2 separate regions of the Homo sapiens genome follow, and region 1 is linked to region 2. A link is a loop called in an ENCODE intact Hi-C map of the cell type or tissue named here. Cell type or tissue: adrenal gland. All regions are shown on one strand. Each heading gives the region's core, and the rest is flanking DNA. Links, peaks and the distances in the headings are about the cores only. Region 1 holds the start of LOC124903565 (a long non-coding RNA gene). Region 2 overlaps LRRK1-AS1 (LRRK1 antisense RNA 1).

The links. Peaks named below come from ENCODE experiments on the same cell type or tissue, not always from the same donor. Only the 100,000 strongest peaks of a DNase experiment are listed, where the experiment ranks them.
Region 1: a loop joins it to region 2, with 4 times the contacts of the local background. A loop is called at or near these places in 24 of 110 quality-filtered maps.

Annotation. Positions count from the first base shown.
Region 1 is chr15:101,156,115-101,167,642 of GRCh38, reverse strand. It overlaps LOC124903565 (a long non-coding RNA gene), which reads right to left and starts at 4,690. Exons shown (of 2, transcript XR_007064782.1): 1 at 4,381-4,690; 2 at 2,853-3,424. RefSeq lists enhancers at 1-262, 10,417-10,516. In adrenal gland, for the core only: no CTCF peak of the experiment used is centred there; DNase peaks (open chromatin) are centred at 4,735 and 5,018; H3K27ac peaks cover 1,940 bases.
Region 2 is chr15:101,105,222-101,121,483 of GRCh38, reverse strand. The region is part of intron 1 of LRRK1-AS1 (LRRK1 antisense RNA 1); the gene reads left to right. Among named protein-coding and RNA genes, the nearest start is that of LRRK1-AS1, 38 kb to the left of the region's middle. RefSeq lists enhancers at 2,611-3,112, 8,709-9,495. In adrenal gland, for the core only: no CTCF peak of the experiment used is centred there; no DNase peak of the experiment used is centred there; H3K27ac peaks cover 1,498 bases.

The sequences.
Region 1 (11,528 bases), core at 1-8,000, 51 kb before region 2:
ATTTCTATAAAGACAGCCTGGGACATTCAGTTTTTAGGTGAAAACAATCAAATAGCTTTCAATGTAAGAACAAGAACCTGACTTCACAGACACGGAATGCTTTCACTCTTGAATCATAAAGTTAATATTTACGAACCATTACTAAGTGCCAGGGACTTCATATAAGTTACTTCATTTACTGCTCCCCCGTCTCTGTGAGATCAGAATTCTTGACCTCAGTTTACAGATGAGGACTGGAAGGTCAGGGAGCTCAGGTGACGTGCCCAAGGTCATGGAGCCAATAAATGGCAGATCCAAAATTCATACCAGATCAGCCTTATTCCAAAATCCATGTTGGCGGGAGAGGGGAAATGCAGTGCCAGAGAGATTTAAGATCCTCAATTTAGACTGCTGGTAGGGTACCAAGAAATGGCAGCTCTGTGAATAGGATGTTTTACTGTAAAGCTCGTAAATAGTTTACCTGTTTAATTTTTCTCTGCCTTTTAAAAGTTTGGCTTTTTTAAGATTCCATAAACACACTATTCAATATAGATGCAGTAAAATCGTTTTTCTTCAAAATACACAGTATTCAGAAGATTCTAGTTTCAGGAATTGTGGAGTAGCTCATATCAGACTACTCCTCCCACAGATAGCAATGATAAACTATGGACAAAGTAGCAACCACCAGGACAAAAAGAAACAACTATTTGAAGGCCCTGGAGAATAACAAAGATCAGGTAGAAACTGGAGAGAATTTCATGCTTGATAAAAAGGAACTGCATTGGGTGAGATGCATGTTACTTATACGGCCCCTTCCTGAAGGGCACTTTCTAGGCCACAGCACTTAGGAGTTAGAACTCAAAAAGTTCCATTATTATTGGCTTGAGATCTTGTAGGATGGGGTTTAGAGCTGCCAGAGTAGCTGGAAGTGGAGGAGGGAAATCCCAAAAAGAAGGGAGACTAAAGGGTGGGACTCCCAAGTCTGCATATTAACCCCCTTCTCAGTCTCAATTAACTCCTAACCATGTTTGCCTGGGGGAGACTTCAAGGAACCCAGAAGAAAGTAATTGCTGGGGGGCTGGAAAAAGCCAATCAGAGATTTCCCATAGCAAGAAAGTCAGAGTTTGGAGTTAGAGTCCCACTAAGTTATATGGGGCTTCATAAACACCTTTGGATTTCCACTGAAACCCCAAGAGGGTTATATATTAGGAACAAAGACTAGGTCTTATATTTATCTAAGACCAATGGCAAAAACAAAACAGACCTTCCCTAATAAAGTGTGAAAACCAAGCCTCCACAAAAATCAAGATGATTAGTTAGGAATTTAACAAAAATCGGTACTCTTCAGAGGAAGATAACATAATCCAGAGCTTATACAACAGATCATCTATGATGTTCAGAATTCCTTCTTAGTCAAGCCTTTCTTAGTGCCTTGGGCAGAGTTTTAGTCATAGCTTCCCGTCCTCACTCTGGACTCTGCATCAAACCCTGTAAATTCTAGCACTTCTTGCCAAGATCTGCTGGTTGTCTGGCTGCCATGCAAGACTATTAACTTTTTATCAGCAGGCATGTGAAGAAACAGGGAACTGTAACATATAGTCAAGAGAAAAATCAGGCAATAGAAGTAAACCTTGAGATGAACCAGGAGGTCAAATTAGCAGATAAGAACTTTAAAACAGCTCTGATAAAAATAGTCAAAGACAACCTCTGCTTTCCAGTTTCAAGAGATTCTCCTGCCTCAGCCTCCTGAGTAGTTGGGGTTACAGGCACCTGCCACCACGCCTGGCTAATTTTTGTATTTTTAGTAGGGACAGGGCTTCACCATGTTGGCCAGGCTGGTCTAGGACTCCTGACCTCAGGTGTTCCACCTGCCTGGCCTCCCAAAATGATGGGATTACAGGCATGAGCCACCACACCTGGCCAGACTTTAAAACTGTTTTGTAGAGATGGGGTCTCACTATGCTGCCCACGCTGGTATCAAACTCTTGGCTTCAAGCAATCCTCCTGTCTTAACCTCCCAAAATGCTGGGATTACAGGCATGAGCCACTGTTCCTGGCCTGTTCTGTTTCTTTACCTGGTGTTCATGTTATAATTATTGTTTAAACTGTACATATGTTAATGGCCTCTTTTATATTTATGAGCTACCTCACAAAAGAAATGAGTTAAAACATAAACTGAACTATAGTACAATATTCTGTATTCATTCAAACTTGTCTTCCTGAAGACAATTCTACAATATGGGAAAATGCTCACATAGTAAAAAGAATAAAAAGCAAGTTATAAAACTGTATTCACATTATGATCCCAGCTTAGAAGAGAATATATATATTTACAGAGATCCACAGAGAAAAGACTGAATGGAAAAACCTCAAAAATGCTAAGTGATTATTTTCTTTTGTATACTCTTAAGTAACTCCAAATGTTTCACAATGAATAGGTGTCAATTTTATAGTCTTAAATAGGGAACTAACAAATGGTGTTTAAGTTCTCTGCAGAAAGGTCTGAAATAAGACTTACCAAATTATTTCTATCACTCAGGATCTAGGGAGGGAAATGAAAACCACTTCATGGCCGGGCACGGTGGCTCACGCCTATAATCCCAGCACTTTGGGAGGCCGAGGCAGGTGGATCACGAGGTCAGGAGATCGAGACCATCCTAACATAGTGAAACCCTGTCTCCACTAAAAAAATTAGCTGGGCTTGGTGGTGGGTGCCTGTAGTCCCAGCTACTCTGGAGGCTGAGGCAGGAGAATGGCGTGAACCTGGGAGGTGGAGCTTGCAGTGAGCCGAGATCCTGCCACTGCACTCCAGCCTGGGTGACAGAGTGAGACTCCGTCTCAAAAAAAAAAAAAAAAAAAGACCACTTCAGGCATTTTCAGCACTAAGGCATTTAATAGAGGGGATTTAGAGCTGCTGAAAACAGTACAAAGGCTGGGTACCTATGGCTTAAACAACAGAAATACACTGTCTCATAGTTCTGGGGCTGGAAGTCCAAAATCAAGGTGTCAGCAGGGTGGGCTCCTTCTGAGGCTGTGAGGGAAGGTCTGCAAGCCAGGGTCTTCAAGGTCTGTTCCAGGCCTTTCTCCTTGGCTTGCAAAGGGCCATCTTCTGTGTCTTCACATTGTCTTCCTTTGACTCATGTCTCTGTGTCCAAATTTCCGCTTTGTGTAAGTGTAATCTCCCAGTGGGTTCACCTTGTCCACTGCCTAGATGGAGCCAATTCATCAAGACAGGGGAATTGCAATAGAGAAAGAGTAATTCATGCAGAGCCAGCTGTGCAAGAGCCTGGAGTTTTATTATTAAATCGGTCTCCCCGAGCATTCAGGGAGCAGAGGTTTTAAGAATAACTTGGTGGGTGGAGGGAAGCCAGTGAGCCGGGAGTGCCGACTGATCAGGGATGAAATCAAATGGAGTCCGAGCTGTCTTCTTGCGCTGAGTCAGTTCCTGGGTGGGAGCCACAAGATCCGATGAGCCAGTTTATCGATCTGGGTGGTGCCAGCTGATCCATCCAGTGCAGGGTCAGCAAAATATCTCAAGCACTGATCTTAGGGGCAGTTTAGGGAGGATGGGAATCTTGTAGCCTCCAGCTGCATGACTCCTAAACCATAATTTCTAATCTTTTGACTAATGTTAGTCCTACAAAGGCAATCTAGTCCCCAGGCAAGAAGGAGGTCTGCTTTGGGGAAAGGCTACCATCATCTTTGTTTCAAACTATAAACTATAAACTAAGTTTCTCCCAAAGTTAGCTCAGCCTATGCCCAAGAATGAACAAGGACAGCTTGGAGGTTAGAAGCAAGTGGAGTTGATTGAGTTAGATCTTTCACTGTCTCGGTCATAATTTTGCAAAGGTGGTTTCATAAGGACAATTGTCATGTTGTATTAGGGCCCACTCTATTCCAGCATGACCTCATCTTAGCCTAACTAACTACATCTGCAATGACTGTATTTCTAAATAAGGTCACATTCTGAGGTACTGGGGGTTAGGACTCCAACTTATGAATTGGGGAGGGGATTGGACACAATTTAATCCATAACAGTACTGTTTAAGGTTTTTACAAACAGCACGATAATGGGGACAGAAAAGGAAACCTAAGATTATCTGGAGATAAACAGTGGAGGCCTGGACAGGTGCCATTCTGGGAGTGGCCTTCTGGAGGCAGGGACCCTCAGGGGCACCTCTGAGGCTGAAGACTGCCACTAAGTGCACAGACATCGGCCTTCTGAAATCATTCTTCCAAGTGATCACTTTGTTGGCAGTGGGACCCAAGAGCCAACATAAACTCCCATCTGCCCCTGCCACCATCTGATGTTCTCTATGTGGCAGAGAAGATGCCCTGCCCTGCCCCCTGCCTCTGCTACCATTCTCTGGTTGCATCCAACTGCCACCTGGCTGGACTCACCTTGGAGGGGAAGAGGGTGCCTGTCCTTGGGGCTTGGAGTTCACACACTTCCTTATCATTCTAGATAGAGCCGGTTTGGTGCCTTGGCAAGTGTTTAGACAGCAGAGAGAGGCCCCAGGAGAAACTGACCTCTTTATCTCACCTGGCAAAGGCCTCTTCCTTCTATAGACGCTGCAGTGTCTCCGGATCAGAACAGGGCCTCGCTCCTCCGGTAGCACCAGAAATGGCTCTTGAGAGGCTGGCCTCCGGAGGGCCCCAGCTCTGCTCCTCCCCGTAGGGTCTGTCCCCTTGAATGATAAGTGGTCCTCAGTGGCCAGAGGGCTGGGAGCAGAGCCGTGCAGTTCCCAGTGAGGGTTTCTTGTTTCCCTCCTGGCAGGTGTTGGCTGAGACACTGCAGATGGCTTTGTCCCTGCTGGTTGCTCCGAAACTTGGATTCTGTCCCTGGCCGGGCCCCAGTGATGCCTGCTGGTTTCCTCCAGCGGAAGAAGCTGCTCTTTTTGTGTCTGCAGATGGTCCTGCTGCAAGACACCTCTGTCAGGGTGGCTCTGGGAGAGCCAGCTGGAAGGTGCTCGCTCCCCTTTCATTAAGAGGGGGCTGCTGGCCTGGCTGGCCATGACCTTGAGGTCAGCGGGTTTCTGTTCAGTGCTGCTCTGGGGATTGTTCACCCCAGCCCCGCCATAACTTGCTCCCTTCTTTTCCCCACCTTTCCTCTCTTATCCGTGTGGACAGGACAGTTTTAGAACCTCTTCTGCACACCATCGTATCACCCTCAACTTGCATCCAGCCACCGCCCTGCTGAAAACCTTCCATGGCTCCCTGGTGCCTAAAGTGTACTTCTCAAGCTGTATTGTGTCTTGGATTTGCCTGTAGCTCTAAAAGATCAGCCCCTCCCAAGTTGCAGCTCAGAGCCAGTCATCAGATCCCTATGACGGAACCCAAGGACCTGAATCTTTAACTCACTCCGCAGGTGATTGTTTTTTTTTTTACCTGTATAGTTTTTCTTTAAATTGTGGTAAAATATACATAACATGAAATGTACCATCATAACCATTTTTAAGTGTGTACTTCAGTGACATTAAGTTCTGTTACAGACGGTCTCGCCGCCAAATTCGTGTTCAAGCCCTGACTCTGAATATGATGGGTTTTGGAGGTGGGATCTTTGGGAGGTGATTAGGTTTGGTTGACGTCTTGGGAGTGGAGCCCTCATGATGGGATTAGATCCTTATAGGAAGAGGAAATCAGATTTCTCCACGTGCTTGCACTGAGGGAAGTCCACATGAGCACAAGGCAGGAAGGCTGCTGTCTGCAAGTCAGGAAGAGAACCGCCATCAGCCCCTAGCCATGCTGGTACTGTGATCTCGGACTTCCAGGCTCCAGAACTGTGAGAAGATAAGTGTCTTTTGTTTAAGCCATTGGGTCTATGTTATTTGTCACAGCAGCCCAAGCTGACTCAGACAACTGCGTTCACGTTGTTGTGCCACCATCACCACCGAGAACTGTTTCATTTAGCAAAATTGAAACTCCACACCCACTAAATAATAACTCCCCGTTCTCCCTGCTCCCAGCTCCTGACAACGCCATTCTACTTTGTCCCTACAAATTTGACTATTCCAGGTACCTCACACAAGTGGAATCATATAGGATTTGTCCTTTTGTGCCTGGCTTATTTTGCTTAGCGTAATGTCCTCAAGGTTCATCCATGTGATAGCTTATGTCAGAATCTTTTTCTTCTTAAGGCTGAATAATATTATATTATATGCATATTGCTTCCACCTTTTGCCTATTGTGAGATCCTGCTTTCATTTCTTTTGGGCATATATCCAGAAGGAAAATTGCTTGATCACATGGTAATTTTTCCTTTTTTCTTTTTTTTTTTTTTTAGAAAAGGTCTTACTTCGTTACCCAGGCTGGAGTGCAGTGGTGAGATCTCATCTCACTGCGACCTCCGCCTTCTGGGTTCAAGCAATTCTCCCACCTCAGCCTCCCGAGTAGCTGGGACTACAGGGGCGCACATGCCCAGCTAATTTTTGTATATTTTGGTAGAGACAAGGTTTCACCATGTTGGCCAGGCTGGTCTCGAACTCCTGACCTCAAGTGATCCACCCGCCTCGGCCTCCCAAAGTCCTGGGATTACAGACATAAGCCACGCCTGACCAGGATCACATAGTAATTTTATTTTGATTTTATTGAGGAAATGCCGTACTGTTTTCCACAGTGGCTACACCGTTTCACATTTCCACCAGCAGTGCACAGGCGTTCTAATTTCTCTACATCCTCACCAGCACTGGTTATTTCCTTTTTTGTTCTCGTAATAGCCATCCTACTGAGTGAAAAGTGGTATCTCAGATGGTTTTAATTTGCATTTCCCTAATGATTAGTGATTTAAGCATCTTTTCATGTGCTTATTGGCCATTTGTATATCTTCTTTGGAGAAATGTCTATTCAAGTCCTTTGCTCACTTTTGAGTTGGGATGTTTATTTTGTTGTTGTTGTTGAGTTGTATCCAGAGGTGATTTTGACAGAAAGTGAGAGAGTGGTGGATGGAGAGGATGAGCTGTCTGTGGGGTGTCCGGGACCCTCTGTGGGTGGCCTGACCCACCTTCCCTCTCATTTCCTGCTTCTCCCAGCAAGAATGCTTTGCCCTGGCTGGCTGTTCCCATCTCTGGGCTTTTGTTTACTCCATACCATCAGCTTGGATTGCTGTAGCAGACTGACTTTTTCTCGTCTGCACAAAACCACCCTCCTCCATCTCCAGCAATAGTTCTGGTGGGACTGTGGGTCATGGTCCCATTCTCTCCTGGCCACGTCACTGGCACATGAGCCTGGCTTGCCCGGAGCTAGTGCTCTCGTCACCCTAGTGTCAGGGGTTGCCTCAAGGGGTAGGCCTGTGATCCAAGCCAATCAGGTCTTTATGTGGCTATTAGAAAAATGTCTCTTTCTGCTTGGATTACCGAGCTGGGATGATGTAAGCCTGGGCTACTGGTGGTCTCTTCCTTGATAGCATGACCCATCTGCAGGAAGACATGAAAGGTCAACGCACAAATGAGAGCTAAGTCAAGATAAGGAAAGTGAAGAGAGAATGTGAGTGAGAGAGAGAGAGAGAGAGAGAGAGAGAGACTGAGATCATTGCTTGAGTCCTGGATCCAGCCATACCTGAAACCAGCCGACCCCGGGATATTTCAGGTGCACACGCCGAGAGATTCCACAACATACCCCAACCCTCTTTTTTTCCACCTAAGCTGGTCTGAATTGGGTTTCTGTCACTGGTAACAGAAAACATTCTGACTAATGCAAATCCCTCTTCCCAGTTCCAACTCTCCATGCATCCAACTGTCTGTCCTTCCAATTTTCGTCCTGTCAAGCTCAGATCTGCGCTTTTCTGTTTTATATCTGGCCTGAAGAGCTGCTCCCTCTAGGGAGCCCCAGTAGTCAGGGGGTGAGAAGGGGGCTTTCCAGGTGCTCTGATCTCCAACGTCCTGCCCGCTGTGCCCTTTGGGAACCTCTGTACTATACACTTCTGTGTGTAGCTTGTGTGTTAGAGTGTTCTTTTAACACTCTGAGAAAGCTTATCCTGTGGCAGCTGATATGAACTGCCCAGGAAGACATCCAGCATCCCCTTCCCTGCCCAGCCCCTGACCGAGGTCCCTGGGGCAGCCCAAGACAACACCCTCCACCCACACCTCCGGGGCAGCCTTGGGCACAGGCCCAGCCCCGGCTAAGGAGCACAGGGATCCACAGGGGCTTCCAGAGACAGAGTGTGAAAAGGTGAGTGGCGATGGAAAAAATGACTTGGTGTTTCCTTGTTGTTGGTTTTGAGTGTGTGGCTTTATTCTTTTGCAGCTGTGATCTCTCTAGAGGGTTTTCCACCCCCAGCCCAGGAAGGGGAAGCCGCCTCCGGGTGTCCATGGGGAGCCACTGGCCCTGGTGGTTCAGTCTCTTGGTGGGGTGGTGAGTGGGGGGTTGGATCACTGGAACAGAGAACAGGATGCATGCTTTGTGGGGGGTGTAGGGGAATGGCTGGCCCTGGAATTGAGACACTTGAGACAGGGGAAGGGGCTGGGCATTGCTCAGGGGTGTTGTTCAGTGTGCAAGCGTGGTGCCTCAGTTTGCGGGCCAAGAGGGGGCGTGCACGATGTACCCAAATGCTGGATCCCTTCGCCTGTGGCACAGCCCTGGAGTGGCAGCTGCAGTGGACAAAGACGCAGACCCTTCCCAAACTGCACAGAAAAAATCAGCCCCCAGTTCCCGTGTGACCATGGACATGACTGAGGCTGAACTGGCTCACAGCTGGGGAGGGGTGTGTGGATGGAAAAGCAGACAGCTGTGAACAGCACCGCTTCTAGGAGGGCGGAGAAGGGGCAGTGCGGGGAGACCCACTCCCTATACTTGTGTGGCGCTGGGCTTACACTGAGGAAATGCGTTCTGGTACTATTTGCTCAGTCCAAGACAGATTTTTTAAAGTTTAGAAATGTTTATTTGAAAAACAAGTGTTTCGCACACCCAGGTATCACACAGGAAGTTGCGTGCCCCGCGTTACTCAGTCGTTGCCATGTTAGTTTTGGGTACATGCATGTCCCGGTTCCCCAGCTGTGCTCTCAGGGCCACTTCCGCAGCTTCGAACTGCCACAGACTCTGGAGCTCAGCCTGGGAGAGATGCTCAGAAGGTGTGAAGCTGATGCCGAATCAACAGCTCACCTTAGAGAGGGCTTGGTCGGAATCAGGCACTACTCTAAGCGCTTTCACAGTATTGCTTCATCTCATCTCAACAACTGCGTCCCCATTTTCTGGGTGAGGGTCAGAGGACTGAGTGAGGCTCAGTGGGTTCCAGCAGTGGGGACGAGGCTGAACAATGGGAGGAATAGTTCCAAGCAGCAGAACGGCCCGGTCCCAGAGGCCTGGTCCCAGGCGGGTGCGGATGCCTGCCAACTGTGAACTTGACTTTGTTCATTTCACGTCCAGTGGCATTTTGCGGGGTGGGGAGGAGCGTGCACTCTCGGCAGACCTGGTCGTATGTGGGGAGTCTTGAACAAGCGCTTTTCTCTGAGCCTCAGTTTCCCCAGCTGTGAAATGGAAAGAGCTATGCTTTATAGTTGGGAAAAATGAATGGGATCGTTGGGGAGAGAGCCTCGCACTCGGGGCTGGATCAATGCTGCATTTTCCAGTCTGGGTCACCTCAGGGCCTTCCTCTCTCCCTGGCTGGTGGAGAGCAGGGTCATAAGGCCTGGGGGCCTCAGCCTGAGCCCTCGCAGCGCCAGGCACTGGGCCACACTTGGCGCTGGGGAGTCCCCGTGCCTGAGCCCTTGCTGCACCAGGCTCTGGGCCATACTTGGTGCTGATGCTAAGGAGTCCCCACGCCTCTGGGGACCTGGGGGGCTAGCACCCCTCATTTCACCCCGGTTACCCACATGCCTGGCTCCCTCCAGTGCTGCCCCCTCCTGAGCACCTTCCTTGTGCTTGGAGCTGGGGAACAAAGATGGATAAGACCAAGCTGCTGCCCCCAGGACTCCTGGTCTCATGGGAAACCCAGAACTGTATCAGATGCCAGCACAGCATTGGAGGTGATCTCAGGATGCTGGGGGAACCCCGTGGAGAAGCAGAAAATAAAATGCTCCCTTCTCCTCCAAGCAAGGAATGGCTTCAGAAAAAATACTTACGACACCATGCTAAGGTGGTGTTGACATCTATGATTCTCTACACGGTCTGCATGGAACCCGTGGCTGCGGTTGAGTGCCTTTGGGAAAGGAACTGGGCCATGGATGGGAGAGACTGACTTTTTGGTGTAAATCCTTTTATGTGGTTTGCTTTAAAAGACAAACAAACAAACAAAAACAAAACAAAAACCAGGCTGGGCGCGGTGGCTCACGCCTGTAATCCCAGCACTTTGGGAAGCTGAGGCGGATGGATCACGAGGTCAGGAGATCGAGACTATCCTGGCTAACATGGTGAAACCCTGTATCTATTAAAAATACAAAAACTTAGCCGGGCGTGGTGGCGGGCACCTGTAGTCCCAGCTACTCGGGAGGCTGAGGCAGGAGAATCGTTTGAACCCAAGAGGCGGAGGTTGCAGTGAGCTGAGATCACGCCACTGCACTCCAGCCTGGGAGACAGAGTGAGACTCCGTCTCAAAAAAGAAAAACAAACAAACAAAGAACAATGGTAAGATTTAAATTTATCGAAAGTTGTTATTGAGAGCAATCCTCGTTTGGTAACCTGTACAGCTGTGCACAGGCCGTGACAAACACTTCTTCACCAGCTCACCTGCAGAGCACGCCGAGCCACCCCCGACGGTCCGTGGGTTTACTCCTAAGCTTGCTCTTGCCCGTTGCACTTGCTATAATAGTGATGTCATCTAATTAAATTTAGTGTAAACCAATGAGATATGAGGGTAATAAGAATGAATTGGTGTTTCTAAGACATATAAGTGAATGCCTTGGAAACCTTTCTCAAGCTGAGTCATTTTACAAAAATCATTGTCAGATCAGATGGCGGCAAGACAGCTGTGCAAGTCCGGGGAAGCCCAGTCCCAGGGGAGCCTCAGGTTGCTCGCGTCACACGAGTCTTTAAATTCTGGTTCCGCCTTAAAGAGAAGCAAGCTGGAAGTCGTGAATAGACATTACGGAAATGATTTATGCAAAAATGCTGATGTGGAGTCCCGCGGAGTGGCTCCTTCCCAGCATTCCTGGGCCTCAAACCTACCTCCACGTGTAGGCACTAAGTGTGTTTCCAGTTAAAAGCTTTACACTATCAGAGGTTTTATTTTACGATGCCCACTTTAACTGTCTTTTCCAGTGAACCCACCTGCTGTTGGCCAGAGGTTTTGACCACAGATATGTGAGCGTCTAATAGTGGCCACATGTCCTTTCTTCTTAGGGAGACTCCCAAGAAATTCCCCGGTTTGTTGGTTCTGGTACCCTCAATTAGGGGCAAGGTCTTGCCTTTACCCCAGCCCCCTCCAGGTGTCCAAGACTGTCGGGCAGTGGGTAGTCTGCAGGCCCAGGTCACTGGAGAATCCACCCGTGGCCCTGCCAGGTCCCCCACCCACCTCCATGCTGCTCACCTGATGACTGACTCCGGCTCCCACCTCCTCCCCCCTGCTGATTTCCACCCTCCCTTCTCCCCTTTGTCTCACCTGGCCCCGCAAACACATA
Region 2 (16,262 bases), core at 4,981-12,980:
TAATAGCAGCCTTCATTTTGGTGGGGGCAACCCTGAAAAGTAAAAATAAATCAGACCTTCGCCTTGTCAGTAAATCCTCCTGGCCCCTGCTGGGTGGACTCTGGGCCCGGTGCCCCAGTGTCCAGGGTGAGCTGGGAGGCCCGTGATTTGGGGGGCCACGCTGGGAGCCAGGCCAGCCTGCAACCACAGCTCGTCACGGAGACGCCCGAAGCCCTCCTTTCCCAGTCTCCCTGCCTGGCCCGCGCCACCTCCCCACCTGGCCCAGCTCACCGGCCTCACGCTGGGCTCATCAGCGGCTGCCAGGCACGGCGGCCGGGACAGAGGACCTGGGTCTGGCATGGGCACCTGCTGACCCCTGCTCAGGTCAGGAGGCCCGGGGTGCTCTGAGTTGCACATGTGACTCCCTCAGCCAGATGGGCTCTGACGCTTTCAAACTCCGTCTGTACCTCCTGCTGGCCTCGGCTCTCAGGCTACACCTGCTGGTCACCCTCTGCTTGCCCCCACCTGAGCTGGCCCTGGAGTGAGGGGTGAGCAAGTCCCCCGTGGTAGTGTTGAGGACGTGGTAGATCTGAGGCCATGCTTTGGCTTGGATTTGAGACTGTTGGGTGCTGGAATTCTTGCCCCACAGCCAAACGGGAGGCTGGCCCTGGAGGGTCTTGGGGGCCACTTCCCCAGGCCCCCAACAAAACTTTCTTCTGTCCTGCCTGATATGGGGCCTGGCATCCCTCTGGAGAAGGGCTTTTCATGGGTCAAGGCTGTGCCTGTCAGAGGAGCCTGGACCGAGTAACCCCAGAGGAGAGGGAACACCCACCACCTATCAGGCTTCTGCCGCAGACACATGAGTGACAGCTGGCCCGGACAGAGGCCCTGACCCCAGTTTTCAGATGTGAAACCTGGCTCAGAGAGGCCAAGTCCCTTTCCTCAGGTCAGAGCTCACAGAGGAGTGTGGGCTCACACCGAGCAGCCCATGCTTTCAATCCTCTTCCGGGCCATCTCCTCATTAAGTCACTTAATGGCTGTAGACACATCAAAGCTGATTGTTTTATCACATGATTCTCAAACTCAAATAATGGAGGACAACTTTCCACCCTCATTTTAGGGGGAAAGATTCTCTTGGTCCCCTAGTGTTGGTTTAAATGATTTTTATTATACTGCTACTTAAGTACATAAACACCTGCAAGCAGGCATAACCCTCTTATGCTTACAGCTGTGATAGAATCATACCACCAAGAGCCATTTGCAAGTTAAATACAAACAGCGTGAAAAGAGGAATGGCATTCAAATGAACAGAATTAGGCCAGGCACCGTGGCTCACACCTGTAATCCCAGCATTTTGGGAGGTCGAGGCGGGCAGATTGCCTGAGGTCAGGAGTTCAAGACCAGGCCTGGCCAACATGGCAAAACCCCATCTCTACTAAAAATACAAAAACTAGCAGGGCATTGTGGCATGTGCCTGTAATCCCAGCTACTTGGGAGGCTGAGGCAGGAGGATCACTTGAACCAGGGAGGCGGAGGTTGCAGTGAGCCAAGATTGTGCCACTGCACTCCAGGCTGGGTGACAGAGTGAGACTCTGTCTCAAAACAAATGAACAAACAAAAAACAAAACAAAAAAAACACAAATGAGGCCGGGCGCAGTGGCTCAGGCCTGTAATCCCAGCACTTTGGGAGGCTGAGGCGGGTGGATCACCCGAGGTCAGGAGTTTGAGACCAGCCTGACCAATATGGTGAAGCCCTGTCACTACTAAAAATACAAAAAAAATTAGCTGGGTGTGGTGGCATGCACCTGTAGTCCCAGCAACTCAGGAGGCTGAGACAGGAGAACGGCTTGAATCTGGGAGGCAGAGGTTGCAGTGAGCCAAGATCGCGCCACTGCACTCCAGCCTGGGTGACGGAGCGGGACTCTGTCTCAAAAAAACAAAAAAACAAAAAAACCCCAAAAAACAAAAAACAAACAAAAAACCCCACAAATGAACAACATGAGCTTAATGAGGTGTCTAATGGTCTAATGGTGTCTACTTTAGTGCCAGCTCCCTTGGGCTCAGCCCACCGGGGATGTGGGTCTCTCTCCATTGTCTTTACTTGAACTATGACAACTGCTTGTTTGCACAACACATGTTGTGCCAATGGCCCTTGGCTTGGATAGGACAGCAGCGTGCTCCCCCATTCAGATGCCAGTCACAGGATGGAGTACTGTGGAGTAAAGCTGGGGTCTGTGTCTTGTTTGTGCTGTGCCTGCATGCTAGTTGCTGAGCAGAGTCCCAAACATGTGGCATCTTAGGGAAGAGTTGGGGCAGGACTGGAGCAAGGGACAGCAGGGCCCGGCGTGGGGTGGGGAGTTGTGGGCTCAGAGCAGGGGATAGGCCAGGAGGCACACTCAAGTAAATCTTTTGCCCAGAGAGAAGGTGGCAGGAAAATCTCATGGCCTCCAACCTCCAGCTACATATGAGTGAATGAAAGCGGAATGACATCCCTGTCCTTTGTCCCAGGGAAGAGGTTTGTCTTGGAAGGGCAGCCCTTGAACGCTGTCCCGCAGGTCCCCCTGCAGGCTGCTACCTGGCCTGGATGCCCCGGAGCCTGAGCCAATTGTGCCACTGGCTGTTCCCGGCCTTGAAGCTCCTGTGGGCCCTCACTGCCCCTGACCGTTCCCTGTTTCCCTGAGAATTAAGGTCAGGCAGTGGGGCAGCCAGGCTCCAAGGAAGGACAACCAGATAAGGAAGGGGGCTCCCCACCAGCCTGAGAATGACTGACAGGTGGGCATACTAACCCCGCCTCCTGGGACTGACTGACAGAGCTGAACGCCTGCATCTGGGAAGGGCAGCGCCTCTGTCCCTGTTCTCCGTGGCCCCATGTCGCCTTCTCTCAGTGTCTTGCGGATTGAATGGGGTAGCCAAGAAGTGTGAGGCCCTTTGTCTTTCAGGCCTGTTTGGCGCCTCTCCACCTACCTGTGGATTGCCCTTGGGGTTGTCAGTTGCCCTGTACTGTATCTGAATGTGTCCCCCAAGATTCATGTCTTGAAATTTAATGGCCAATGTGGTAGTATTAAGAGGTGGGGCCTTTAGGAGGTGACTGCGTCATGAGGCAGAGCCCTCACGGATGGGATTAGGGCCCTTAGAAAAGGACTTGAGGGAGCGGGTTCATCCCCTTCGGTCCCTTCCGCCACGTGAGGAAGGATGCAGCATTCATCCCTCTGGAGGGCACGGCAACAGGCACCATCTTAGAAGCAGAGACTGGGCCCTCACCAGACACAGAACCTGCTGCCGCCTTGACCTTGAACTTTCCAGCCTCCAGAACTGTGAGACAATAGTCTGTTCTTTATAAATAACCCAGGCTTAGGTATTTTGTTACGGCAGACTGAATAGACTAGGACACCCTCTCTGGACACCAGAGAGGTGGTGGGTCCAGACACCCTCTCCGGACCCATTACACCCACTGTGTATATATATATATATATATATATATATGCTATATATACATAGTTCCCTCAAGCCCTTTTCTAAGGGCCCTAATCCCATCCGTGAGGGCTCTGCCTCATGATGCAGTCACCTCCTAAAGGCCCCACCTCTTAATACTACCACACTGGCCATTACATTTCAAGACATGAATCTTGGGGGACACATTCAGATATATATATATATGTATATGCCAACACAGTTTTTTTCTTCTGATGAAGTCTTCCTCTGTCACCCAGGCTGGAGTGCAGTGGTGCAATCTTGGCTCACTGCAACCTCCACCTCCCAGGTTCAAGCGATTCTTCTGCCTCAGCCTCCTTAATAGCTGGGATCACAGGCGCCTGCCAACACACCCAGCTAATTTTTGTATTTTTAGTAGAGACAGGGTTTCACCATGTTGGCCAAGCTGGTCTCAAACTCCTGAGCTCAAGTGATCTGCCTGCCTCGGCCTCCCAAAGTGCTGGGATTACTGGCGTGAGCCACTGCGCCTGGCCACAGATACAGTTTTATTAGAAAGTTCAAACCAACAGCGACAATAGCCACAGTAACTGTGAGCTTCTCCCCAGGTGCCTGGGGCACCAGGATTTCTCTCGCTGGAAGACTGAAGCTATCTGACCCCGTGAGGTATGAGCTGGGACGAGACGGTGGTCGTGGGGCAAAGGCAGCTTCGGCAGCAGTGCTTACATTTCACTTTTTTCTTAGTTTCCTCTGGGAGAGTGGGAAAGAAAGCAAGTCTTCGACTTTAGAAGGCAAATCTTGGTTTAGGTGGTGCCCCAATCAGAAAGCCACGCGTGCCAATGGCCTCTGGCCCATCACTCCACTTCTCTCTCCATGGAAGCTACGGCTCCATGAAGCTCTTTGGAAGAATTACAAGCAAAGCCAAAGTTATATTGTGGCCTGGATCTCTTTTGGAAGTAGGTGATGTATAAATTCTTAATTAAGGAGATATACAATATTATATTTGAATTTTCAGGCCCAGAGCCATCCTGGATAGCACAATGAGTGGAAGGGAAGTCTCTTATGTCCCCTGAACCTCCCTCTTCGGGTGTCTGCTTCATAAAAATTGCCAGAGAATTTGCTTTCCCAGAAGAGATTCTGCCTCCAGACCTCCTGGCCTGGGTGGGGACAGAGCATTTACCTTGCCAAGCTATGGGAACAGAGGGACTGTCCCTTTACAGGGCTACAGGGTTGCTGAGCTAGTAGGATGCATCTTTTTAGCTCCTTTCATGAGGGGAGGCCTACCTGTGATAAGATGAGATAGAGAGGCCCTGGATAGAGCCATACCTGAAGCCACCTACTCAGACGCCTCAGTTATATTAACCTACAAGTCCCCTCTCCTTTTTTTCCTACAGAAGATGGCTTGTGGTTGACAGAGCCTTGCCCACTGTAAGCACCAGGAAGCATGCAGTAAGAAGAATGTGGGCTTCCTCAACCATCCACCCACAGGCTGCTCTTGACTCAGGCCCTGTGATGTGTGCTGGGGGCCCAGGGATGAATTATGTCCTCAGTTACGACCTCAGTCCATTGAAGGGTCACTGAGACAAAGCCACGCTGCCCTATGCTGAATATTGGAAGGGTGGGTGGGAAGAGACTAAGGGAGGGCTTCCCAGAGGAGGTGACACCTTAACTCAAGGGAAGAATGGGGCTTGCCAAAGAGAGGAGAAAGCGTGGGCACAGGCCACGAGGCTGTCAGGACATGGAGTGTATGAAGAAACCGCAGGCAGTGAGCCGGGCCAGACTTCCCTGTGCTGGGGGAGGGTGGAGCGGTGGGAAGACAGCTGCAGCCCCCACGCCAGTCCTGCAGGGGCCCCAGGCTGGCCCTGCTGCGTGGAGTGTTGGCAGGAAGAGGCTGGAGGGAAACTCAGGAAGACACGCATGGCTGAGAACAGTGGTGGGGGAAGGAGGGGAGAAAGCCATTTTCTTTCCAGCCCCAAATGGTAAAGAAATGACCCTCCTCCTGCACAAATTGGAGTTCCTGCAGCTGGAAAGAAATCGGCTCATGCCATGTTTTATGATGCCTCGCCTGGGCCAGGCGGGGCCAGTACAGCCTGATGTGCTCACAGCTGGCCTGGCTGCCCCCGAAACCACAGTGACTGTCCTGCTGGCCCGGCCCTGGGCCCCGGGCCTCCACGTCCAGGCTGGAGAAACTTGGCTCCCCTGCAGCTTTCAAAATAAAGTGGTTTTTATTTCATATTCACAAGAGAAGGTAACAAAATATAATTGGGGTTGCTGCTTCTCATATTATTTATGCAGTTCTCCCCCCATCTCTCTTCCCAAAAGCAAGCCACAAAGGGGTCTTTGTTCTCTGCAAGTTCAAAGTCAGCTCCTCCAAGGGGAAACTTATTGGCGATTACAAGGAGGAGGTTCAGTTTTACAACGGCTGGCTGTCAGACCAGAAATATGGTACGCGTCAGGGTTCCGGTGGGAGCCGGCCAGAGTGCGGTCTGCAGGCTGCAGAAGCCATGTGAATGATTTCCAGTGAAAGATAGGGCAGGAGTGCCAGGGACAGGGGCAGCAGGAGCCACTCACGTCTGCTAGGCACACTCTGTCTCCATAGCCTCAGTTTCCTCACCTGTAGAATGGGCATCTCCACACTGGACTAAACCAGAGGATTTCATTCAGTCCTTTGGAGCCACGGGGCCCTGCCAACGCTCTCAGAAAAGAGTGGGCAAGACTCAGGGGCACGCATCCCCACTCCTGCCCTTCTGAAGGCTTCACTGATTGAATGTCCAGGTCAGATTTTTTTTTTGAGAAAAAGGTTTTTATAAACAAAAATCAGTAAAATCCTAGCTGGGTGCCGTGGCTCATGCCTGTAATCCCAGCACTTTGGGAGGCTGAGGCAGGGGGATGGCTTGAGCCCAGGAGCTCAAGACCACCCTAGGCAACAGAGTGAAACTCCATCTCTAAAAAAGTTTTTAAAAATTATCTGGGCATGGTGGTGTGTGCTTCTAGTCCCTGCTACTTGGGAGGCTGAGGCAAGAGGATGGCTTGAGCCCAGGAGTTTGAGGATGCGGTGAGCTGTGATCCTGCCATAGCACTCCAGCCTGAGACCCCATCTCTAAAAGGAAAAAAAAAATTGCAATAGCCTGGCCTGGATGAGCTTGAAGGCTCACTCCCAGCATCCTGTAGGAAATATGGCGCAGACAGGGCCTCCACCCTCAGCTGTCTGTGGCTCCTCTCGCCATGGTGGCCCCAAGTGGGGAGAATCCCAGGGATCTGGGTTGCCAACATCATGTCCCCTAGACACAGAGGGCCCATAGGGGTCCTTGGTGAGCATGCACTGGCTTCCTTAGCCACAAAGCTGTCCTGGGACCTACGCCTGGTTGAGGGTCCTTGAGGCAGCAGCCCTGGCCTTGGCTGCCCTGGGAGGCATCATTTTAATGAAAGCAGCTATTTCTGCAACAGCGAAAAGACCATCAGTGGGATTGCAGGTCACCTTTGCAGCTCTGGGCTGTCCATCCCCAGATGCAACATGATGTGGGAGGCCGGAGGCTCTGGCAGGTCCACGCTGGGAGGACTGGCCTCTTCTCTCACCCTGATGGAACCCCTGCAGGCCTGGCCACCAGACTCAGGGCCCACGACCTCCCAGCTTTCATTCCAGCTCCATTCCCAAGGAAGCCTGGGAAGTTGGGGGTGGGCTGGGGGAAGTGGTATGTCCCAGCGGCCTGTGCCTGCCACCGGAGCTCTTCACCATCCACCAAGAGGCGGGGGCCCCTGGGGGGAGAGTGGGGGACACCTGACCCTCCTTTGCTGGGAGCAAGAACTTCATTTGGGAGACCAGCGATGTGTTTCTGCAGCTCCAGGACGATGATATCGGGGCAGGGCAGGGAACTGACGGTGGGAGGAGGAGGGGCTTCCAAAAACAATGAAGTCTTCACCCTCCCTCTAGCCTCAGAGAGATGTGGCCCTCCCTGGTGAGATGCTCGGGGAAGAGGGAGAGAAGAAAGGAAGAGAGGGAATGTGAGGTGCCTCCTGTGTGCACTTCATGGAAGCCAGAGGGAGAAGGAGAGCATGGGAGGGGCTCCCTGCCTGCCTCCAAAATCATTCCAGAGCATTGATCTTGGGGAATTGCAGAGCAGAGGCCAGGCCTAGGTGAAGGTGGATGCTGAGGATCCCCCCAGGGCAGAGGACTATCAGACTGGAGGTGAATCCTGGGGGCCCAGGATTGCCTCCCTCAGTGGCCTCTCTGTCGCCCTTGCTGCCGGCCGTTGAATTCACTGATAAACATCAGCCCAGGGAGTTGAGACCTCAGGGCCCCTGGAGAAGATCTGTGCAGGCAAGAAGCGATCTGCTGAAGCCACAGTTCAGGGTCCTCTTTGCTCACATCATTTTACGTGAAAGAAGCTATTTCTGTGATAATGAAAAGGCCACGGCGGGGTTGCAGGTCGTCTCTGCAGCCCTGGGCTGTCCATCCCCAGACGCCATGCAATGTGCGAGGCCGCTGGCTCTGGCAGGTCCACCCTGGGAGGGCATCATGCTGCCAAGGTCCTCCAGCACCCACAGAGCTTCTCCCCACCTTACAGACAGGGAAACTGAGGTTCACAAAGCCAGTAGAGGTTAGGATTGGGGTCATTCCTGGGTCTGCTGACTCCACTCTGCTCTTTGCCACTTGATATTGGATGGGAGCAGGGCACTTACATTTAACACCGTGTGTCCTAGGGGGCAGGCGCTACACCCTGCACTTACCTGTGTTACCTTGTTCAATCCTAACACCATGAGTGGGTATCGACCCATTTTGCAGATGAGAAACTGAGGGTCAGAGAGCCTAAGTAAGTTGTGAGTGTGGATTGAAACGCAGACCTGCTTGACCCTAAAGCCCTGACCCGCTCTACCCCTGTGGAGCTCTGCGGCCTTCCCAGGGTGCCTCCCTTGAAGCTCCCTCGGCGGCCCAGGGGCATGCCCTAGGGAGCTTTAAAAAGGCTCATGTCTGGACCCCAGCCCCTGAGATTCTCATCTACTGGCTGGAGTGTGGCCTGGATGTCAGGGGTTCTTGGTGTTCCCCGTGGCCTTTTCTGGCAGCTGGGTTGAAAATCACAGTTCCAAAGGATGTCATCAGCCTCGAGGCCAGGCAGGGCCTGAGCTTCCTGCCCCGCTTTCCAGCCCCAACTTGCCCAGGAGAGCGAGGAGTGGAGGAAGCAGAGGCCCTGGCTGGGTGCATTTTGAAGGCAGTGAGCCTGGCCTGCCTGAGTCTTGGGCTCACTGAATATTCTCCCTGGATCTGGGGTGCCTGCTCAGAGTGAAGTCCCTGAGTGTGTTTACTTTTCCAAGAAACCCGCTGGGCTCATGCCACCTCTTCCAGCTTCCCGACCACCCAGCGTGATGTTGGACGCCTTGCTCCAGGTGTCCCTGTGAGCCTCGTGCTCTTGCCCCTGCCTGTCACGACCTGGCACAGCCTGGCTCATTTATCCGTGTGCTTATTTATGTCAGTCTTACCCACCTGAACGGACGTCCACGGCATGGGGGACCTCATCTGTGGCATCTGTCATGGTGTCCCTGGGTCTAGCACAGTGCCTGGCCCCTGGAAAGCATGTGTGTGGAGGAAATGAATGGATGGGGACGGGCTCACACCTCTGGGTGCTGATGTCATGTGTGACTTGAGGCTGATAAGCCGAGACCCCAGTGACTAAGCTAGTTGTAGGAAACCCTCAGTGCAGGGGGCTGAGCAGAAAACCCCTGGGAAGAAAGCCCTGCTGAGTGCACAAGCCCTGTCCAGGGTGGGGAGGGGCTGGCAGGCCCCAGACTAGTGTCCAGCTCAGCCTGGGCTGGGTCCTGGGGATCTGGGATACGGTGGCGCACCCTCGACCCTAAAATTGCCCCAGGCTTGTCCCCCCTGGGGTGAGGTAAGCAGGTCTGATGCACACGTCCCTTGGTACAGTCAGAACCACCCAACCCGAATACTTTACACTTCGCTCTTTAAGTCGCGCCTCTGCAGCTGTGGCAATGGGTGGCCCCAGTTTGTCTGGTGACTGAGCCGCACAGATGTCCGTTTGGAGACGGCAACCTAGGGACTCACACATGCAGGGAGCTGCTTGCCAGCGATGGGTAACCCGGCTCTCCTGAGGGGGCCTCAGGGGGTGCTGCAGCCACACCCACCCTAGCTCCCCTGCCCCTCCCCAGGGTCCCCTGCACATGCAGGGCTGGCTGGGCTGGAGGATCACCTGCAACCCTCAACCCCTGAGGGTCCCCAAACCTGTGTGTTGGAGCCCCCATGAGCTTTTCAAAGCCCGGTGTCCAGGTCCCCACCAACAAGTCAGAGTCTCTGTGGTGACACCTGGCCTTTGGTGTCACCCAACAGGCCACAGAACAAGCTTTTCCCCGAGGAACCGAGACACCTGCTCAAGCCTCTGCTCATTGCTGTTGGTAGTTCTGCTTGTGGCCAGCAAAGCCACATAATACCTAGGACAGTTTGATGACATGCAGGGATGCCAGGAGGGAGCTTTTGAGACCAGGATGGTCCTGGGAAAGTTGGGGTGTCTGTGATCCTCAGTAAAGGTCAAGGCTGTGAGCTGGGAGAAGGAAGGAGGGATCCCGAGGAAGGCAGCCGAGGCAGGTGTTGGGGGTTCATGATGGAGGCATGTGGGGCCTGGGCCTGGCGAGGAGTGAGCAGGTCCCCAAGGGAAGGAGGAGCAGGGTGCCCTCTAGGCAGGGGCAAAGAGGCTGCCAAAAAGGGAGGAGTGAGAGGCCGATGGGGTCTGGGGGAGAAGCACCAGGAGAGGCAGGCCACGCCGAGCAGAGCCTGAATGCACATTAAGGGAGCTGAAATCCTAGGCTTCAGGTAAAGGATAGCAGAAGCAGCTCAGTCCCTCTGAGGCTGGGACCCAAAAATGTCCGGAAGGTTGGAAAAGGCCACCATCAGCGGGCGTTTGATGTCCGGAAGGTTGGAAAAGGCCACGATTGGCAAGCTTTTGTGAATGGGTCATCTCTCCCAGCATCCTGTGGGGTCAGCTGGTCCCACGGGAGCTGTGGGGGCCTCGAGCAGCTGCTACTGAGCCCCGGCACCTCCCTCACAGTCCAGATATTTCCAAGCTGTTCCTGCGTCCCTGGCTATCCTTCAGTGACCTCAGCCAGGATGGAAGATAAACCAGCCACTGAACACGCATCCCTGGGACCACAGCACCTGGCCAGCCTGAACCACACAGCGATGGGTCTTGGGCCTTCATTCCTGGGACCCCTCACCTGGTCAAAAAGGAGGTGGCTCCTCAAAGTTAGGGGCCCTCCAGGCTGTGGTGAAAGGCTGCTTCATGAATTGTGCACGAGGCCATATAGAGAGGGGATAATTCCGTGGTGGTAGAGATAGGGGCCTCGCATTAGAGGGCCTCGCTTTTCAAGATATTTAGAAACGCAACGGCTTATTTTTGGGAAAGAAATTTTCAAAAGTCCTGGGTGTAAATAAGTAAATAAATAAAGCTAAAAATGGTCTCCAAGCCTTGGAGTGGCCCGATGGGCCTTCCCTGAGATTGTCCACATGTGGGTGGGCTCTTTGTGCTAGTTAACAAAGCAGTCAGTTCCCTCGTTGTTACCATCTGTGTTAGTCCGTTTTGCATTGCTATAAAAGGATACCTCCGAATGGATAATTCACTAAGAAAAGAAGTTTATTTTGGCTCATGGCTCCGTAGACTGTATAAGCAGGGCACCAGCATCTACTCAGCTTCTGGTGAGGCCTCTGGAAGCTTACAGTCACGGTGGAAGGCAAAGGGGGAGCAGGTGTGTCACATGGGGAGAGAGGAGCAAGAGAGATGCCAGGCTGTTTTAAACAACCCCTTATCAAATGAATGAATCCAATGAGTGAGTGAGAACTCACTTGTCACCAATGGGTGGTGCTCAGCCATTCATGAGGGATCCATCCCCGTGACCCCAACACCTCCCACCAGGCTCCAACGCTGGGAATCCAACACCAGGGACCACATTCCAACATGGAATTTGGAGGGGACACACATCTAAACACATTACCATCAGTACTATTTTTGTGGACTACATGCACTCATGCCTTGACTCCTGACTTCCGTGGGCTGAAAGTACAGCAGCATTTTTTTTTTTTTTTTTGAAACAAGGTCTTGCTCTGTCACCCAGGCTGATGTGCAGTAGTGTGGTCCTGGTTCACCTCTGCCTCAATCTCCCCAGGCTCAGGTGATCCTCCCACCTCAGCAATTTTTAAAAATTGCATAAACATTGTCACCTTGCATCATGAAGACAATAAGTGACTTTAACATTTCTGTTTGCTGGGCACAGTGGCTCACACCTGTAACCCCAGCACTTTGGGAGGCTGAGGTGAGCGGGTTACCTGAGGTCAGGAGTTCAAGACCAGCCTGGCCAACACGGTGAAACCCCATCTTTACTAAAAATACAAAACTTAGCTGGGCGTGGTGGCATGCACCTGTAATCTCAGCTACTTGGGAGGCTGAGGCAGGAGAATTGCTTGGACCCGGGAAAAGGAGGTGGCAGTGAGCCTGTCTCAAAAACAAGCAAACAAAAAACGCATTTCTGTCGTTGTTATAGTGTGTGTGTGTGTGTGTGTGTGTGTGTGTGTGTGTGTGTGTGTTTTGAGACACAGTTTCACTCTCTTACCTAGGCTGGAGTGCAGTGGTGCCATCTCAGCTCACTGCAACATCCACCTCCCAGGTTCCAGCGATTCTCCTGCCTCGGCCTCCCGGGTAGCTGAGACTACAGGTGGGCACCACCGTGCCTGGCTAATTTTGTATTTTTAGTAGAGATAGGGTTTCACCATGTTGGCCAGGCTGGTCTTGAACTCCTGACCTCAGGTGATCCACCCACCTCAGCCTCCCAAAGTGCTGGGATTACAGGCAGGAGCCACTGTACCCGGCCGTCATTGTTGTCATAATGTGTGTGTAGTAAATTTCAGAAGAAAGAGAAAAGCAGTCACAACACCGGCATCCCCAGGCAACCATTTCCATGTTACGCTTTTCTTTGTTGTGATCTTTATAATTATTTCTTTAACAGGCAGGAGTAACGTGGGTGTCCAGAGCGGCCGTGGGCAGCCAGTGTGGATGCAGAGTGGGGGTAGACAGGTACGTGGACACTCAGGGACCAAGGTCCATCAGTAGCCCCTGGGGATCAGGAGGTAGGAGCCAGAAAGCGTGTCACCTCATGGGGGGATGAGGCAACTGACACACAGGGGCTGTGGGGAGACCCCCAGGGGCAGGCTGGCTTCTGCTGCTGAGCTGGACCTGTTAGGGGCTCCACTCCTAGCACTGGAGGCTTATTGTGGAGCTTCTGATGAATCCTCAGACCGAAGAGCTCCTGGTCTCTTGAGAGTCTCATTGGTGGTAAGTGGCAGGAATCGTTTACCATCAATGATAAGAAGCCCAGCCCACACCAGCTTAAGAAGAAAGGGCAATTTGTTGCCTCACATCACTGAAAAGCCCTGGGGCAGCACCAGCACTGTCGGAGTTGGGGTCTGAAGGCTATCGGCAGGCCCCTGCGCGGGTCGCACTCTTGGGAAGGCCTCCCCTTCCAGCAGCTACAGGCATACAGACCCCTCCGTGGAAGGGGAAAAGGATTAACTGATTGTGGAGGCCTGCGTCACAAGCCTATCAGCGCGGCTGGCTCTAACAAACTGCAGTAGACTGGGGGACTTAAACAAAAACCCCTTATTTCTCACAGCAGAGGCTGGGAAGTCTGAGATCAAAGCACCAGCAGGTCTGACATCTGGTGAGGGCCCACTTCAGGTTCACAGATGGCTGCTTTCTCTCTGTCCTCACATAGCAAAGAGAGAGATGAAGCAAGCTCCCTGGTGTCTCTTCTGATAAGGGCACTAATCCCACCATAAGGGGCTCCACCCTCGTGACCTTATCACCTCCCAAGGGCCCCACCTCCTAAGCCCAAGCCACTGGGGATTAGGGTGTCAATGTATGAATTTGGGAAAGACACAAACATTTAGTCCATAGCAGACACCCAGAACAAAATACAACCATTGGCTGGCTCAAACAGCAGAGAAATTCGTTTTCCCACAATCCTGAAGGCCAGAAGAAATCAAGGAGTTCACCTAGAGATCAAGGTGCTGGCAGGGGTGGTTGTTTCTCAGGCCCCTCTTATTGGCTGGGAGATGACTGTCTTCCTCTGGGTCCTCACGTGGTCTTCCCTCTGTGAGTGTCTGTGTCCTAATCTCTTCTTCTTATAAGGACAGCAGTCATATTGGATTAGGGCCCACCTATGTGACCTTGTTTTATCTTAATTACCTCTTTAAAGACTATATCAACCAGATATGGTTACATTCTGGGGTTCTGGAGGTTAAGATTTCAACATGTGAATTTTGGAGGAAGACAATTCAGTCTGCAACAGAAGATAAAGTCCCCGGCCCTAGGGGACCGGGGGTGGGGGTATGTGGGGGGAATGGTATCAGCTGCCTTTGATCACACCCTCACTGTCGGCCAGGAAAGGTGTCAATTGCTTCTCATATGTATGGTCATGATGGGGAGAAAGGTTGGCCTCTGCCAAGTGTCGAATGGTGGCTCCCATGAAGACATGTCCACATCCGAATTCCTGGAAACCTGAGGATGTGATCTCGGTTGGAAAAAGGGCCTTACAGATGTAATCAAGTGAAAGGTCTTGAGACGAGACCATTCTGGGTTACTGGGTGGGCCTTAAACCCAAGGACGAGTGTCTCCATAAGAGAAGAGGAGACACAGACACACAGAGGAGAAGGCCATGCAACTGCAGAGGCAGAGATTGGGGCAATGCAGCCACAGGGAACACCTGAAGCCACCAGATGCCGAAGCGGCAAGGGCCAACTCTCCCGCAGCGCCTCTGGAGGGGGGCATGGCCCTGGGACCCCTCAAGCTGGAATTTCTGGCTCCATCATTGTTTTGAGTCTCCAAGTTTGTGGTGATTTATTGTGGCAGCCCCCAGAAACGAATACAGCCCCTGAAAGTTAAATCATTAAAATATTTGAACAAAGTGTGGGTGATTCAATGGAACTGAACTCTGGGATTGCCTGTCAGGTTGAAGTCAGCCAGCACTTCCATCCAGCGAGGCAGGACGGGAAGAGGATGATGAGTTAGTAGGAGGAGAAGGTTTGGTGCAGAGAGGGGCAGCAGCCTGCAGAGGTGGGTTGCAGAATCCGGAGGTTTTGTGGGAGAGTCCCCAAATGTTTTGTTCATTTTCATTTTTCATTTATCATATACTTCTAACTATTTGCAAGATGTCCTGAGCCACACGAAGGCAGGCACACATGCACTTGCTCCTTTCTCTCTCTCTCTCACACACACACACACACTCTCTCTCTCTCTCTCTCTCACACACACACACACACACTCTCTCTCTCTCTCACACACACACACACACACTCTCTCTCTCTCCCCCCCGCCCCTCTCTCTCACCCCTCTCATTCTTTCTCTCTCTCTCTTTTTTTTTAAGACAGAGTCTCGCTCTGTCACCAAGGCTGGAGTGCAGTGGCATGATCTCGGCTCACTACAAGCTCCGCCTCCCGGGTTCACGCCATTCTCCTGCCTCAGCCTCCCGAGTAGCACCACGCCCGGCTAATTTTTTGTATTTTCAGTAGAGACAGGGTTCCACCATGTTAGCCAGGATGGTCTCGATCTCCTGACCTCGTGATCCACCTGCCTCGGCCTCCCAAAGTGCTGGGATTACAGGCGTGAGCCACCACGCCCGGCCTCATTCTTTCTCTCCCTTAATCTCACTCTCACTCCTACTCACACACATTCAGTGTGACCAACTACTTATAAATTTGAACTTAAATCATTGACTTTGCTGCTAGTTAACTCGATTTAGTGCAAACCTTAGAATAAAGCTGTTTTCATCCCTGTGACAAAACTGTTAACAATTGTTACCATTGAGAGCTAATTGTCTTTGTGAATCAAAACTTCCTTAATGTTCTAAAACAAGAAAAAAATGCAAAAATAAACTGGAAACAAGGCTGATGTAAATCCACCCACCATAAACTTCAGTGTTTAATGTCACCCCTGCCATGATTTGGACTCGAATACATATCATTCTTAAAGAAACACAGCCCAGATAGTAATTCCGATGTTATTTACACCTTTCCAAAACAGCTATTTGGCCTCCAGATATTTTTGCTAAAATCTCCAAGTGTGTTCCTATTTTTTAACGCTGAAATCCGAGGGGAACCTGGTAGGTGGCATTCTCTATGGAATATACCCTGCCCCCACCCTCATTATTTTCTTTCCCTTTGAAGACAGAAAAAGAAAACTGACCTCTTTGGCTTTTGTCCTTTGACTGAGAGCAGGGGAGCATGGCAGCTGTACAACTCCTCTTGTTAATAATTTTAACCCTGCCCGTCACGGTTATACAGTTGAATACATGAGATCCATTTACACCCATAAACTACTGCTTTGGTCTATTTTATAGACTAGCAATATGTGTCATAAAAGGGAGGGGGTCACTATTAACTGTAAACTTAAAAACCCACTGGCATGGAAAGAGGAAGTCCAGGCAGTTAGTGGCTGTCTGGATTTATCCATCAGGTCCAAGGGGATGAGGCTAGATTAGGCCCTAACTTTCATGGCGTTCCCCCCTTGTCTGCAGTCTGCAGCCCCCAAAACTCCTCAACCCCTGAGATCCCCTCTGAGGCCCATCAGGTGCCATTCCAATGACTCAGCTTTCTGGAAATTCCAGCCAGAAATCCTTCTGGGGGAATCCATTCATTTAGCTCCTTGAAAAGGCACCTCTCAAAGTAAATTAACAATTTGGCAGTTCTGTTTCAACACTGAAGTCTGCTGTGAGTTTGATCACATGAGTCAGGTTCCCCAAGTCTTCCAAGAGCCATGGGACATTTGCCTGTGAAATGCCAGCCCGGGGCTTCCTGGCGAAAACCC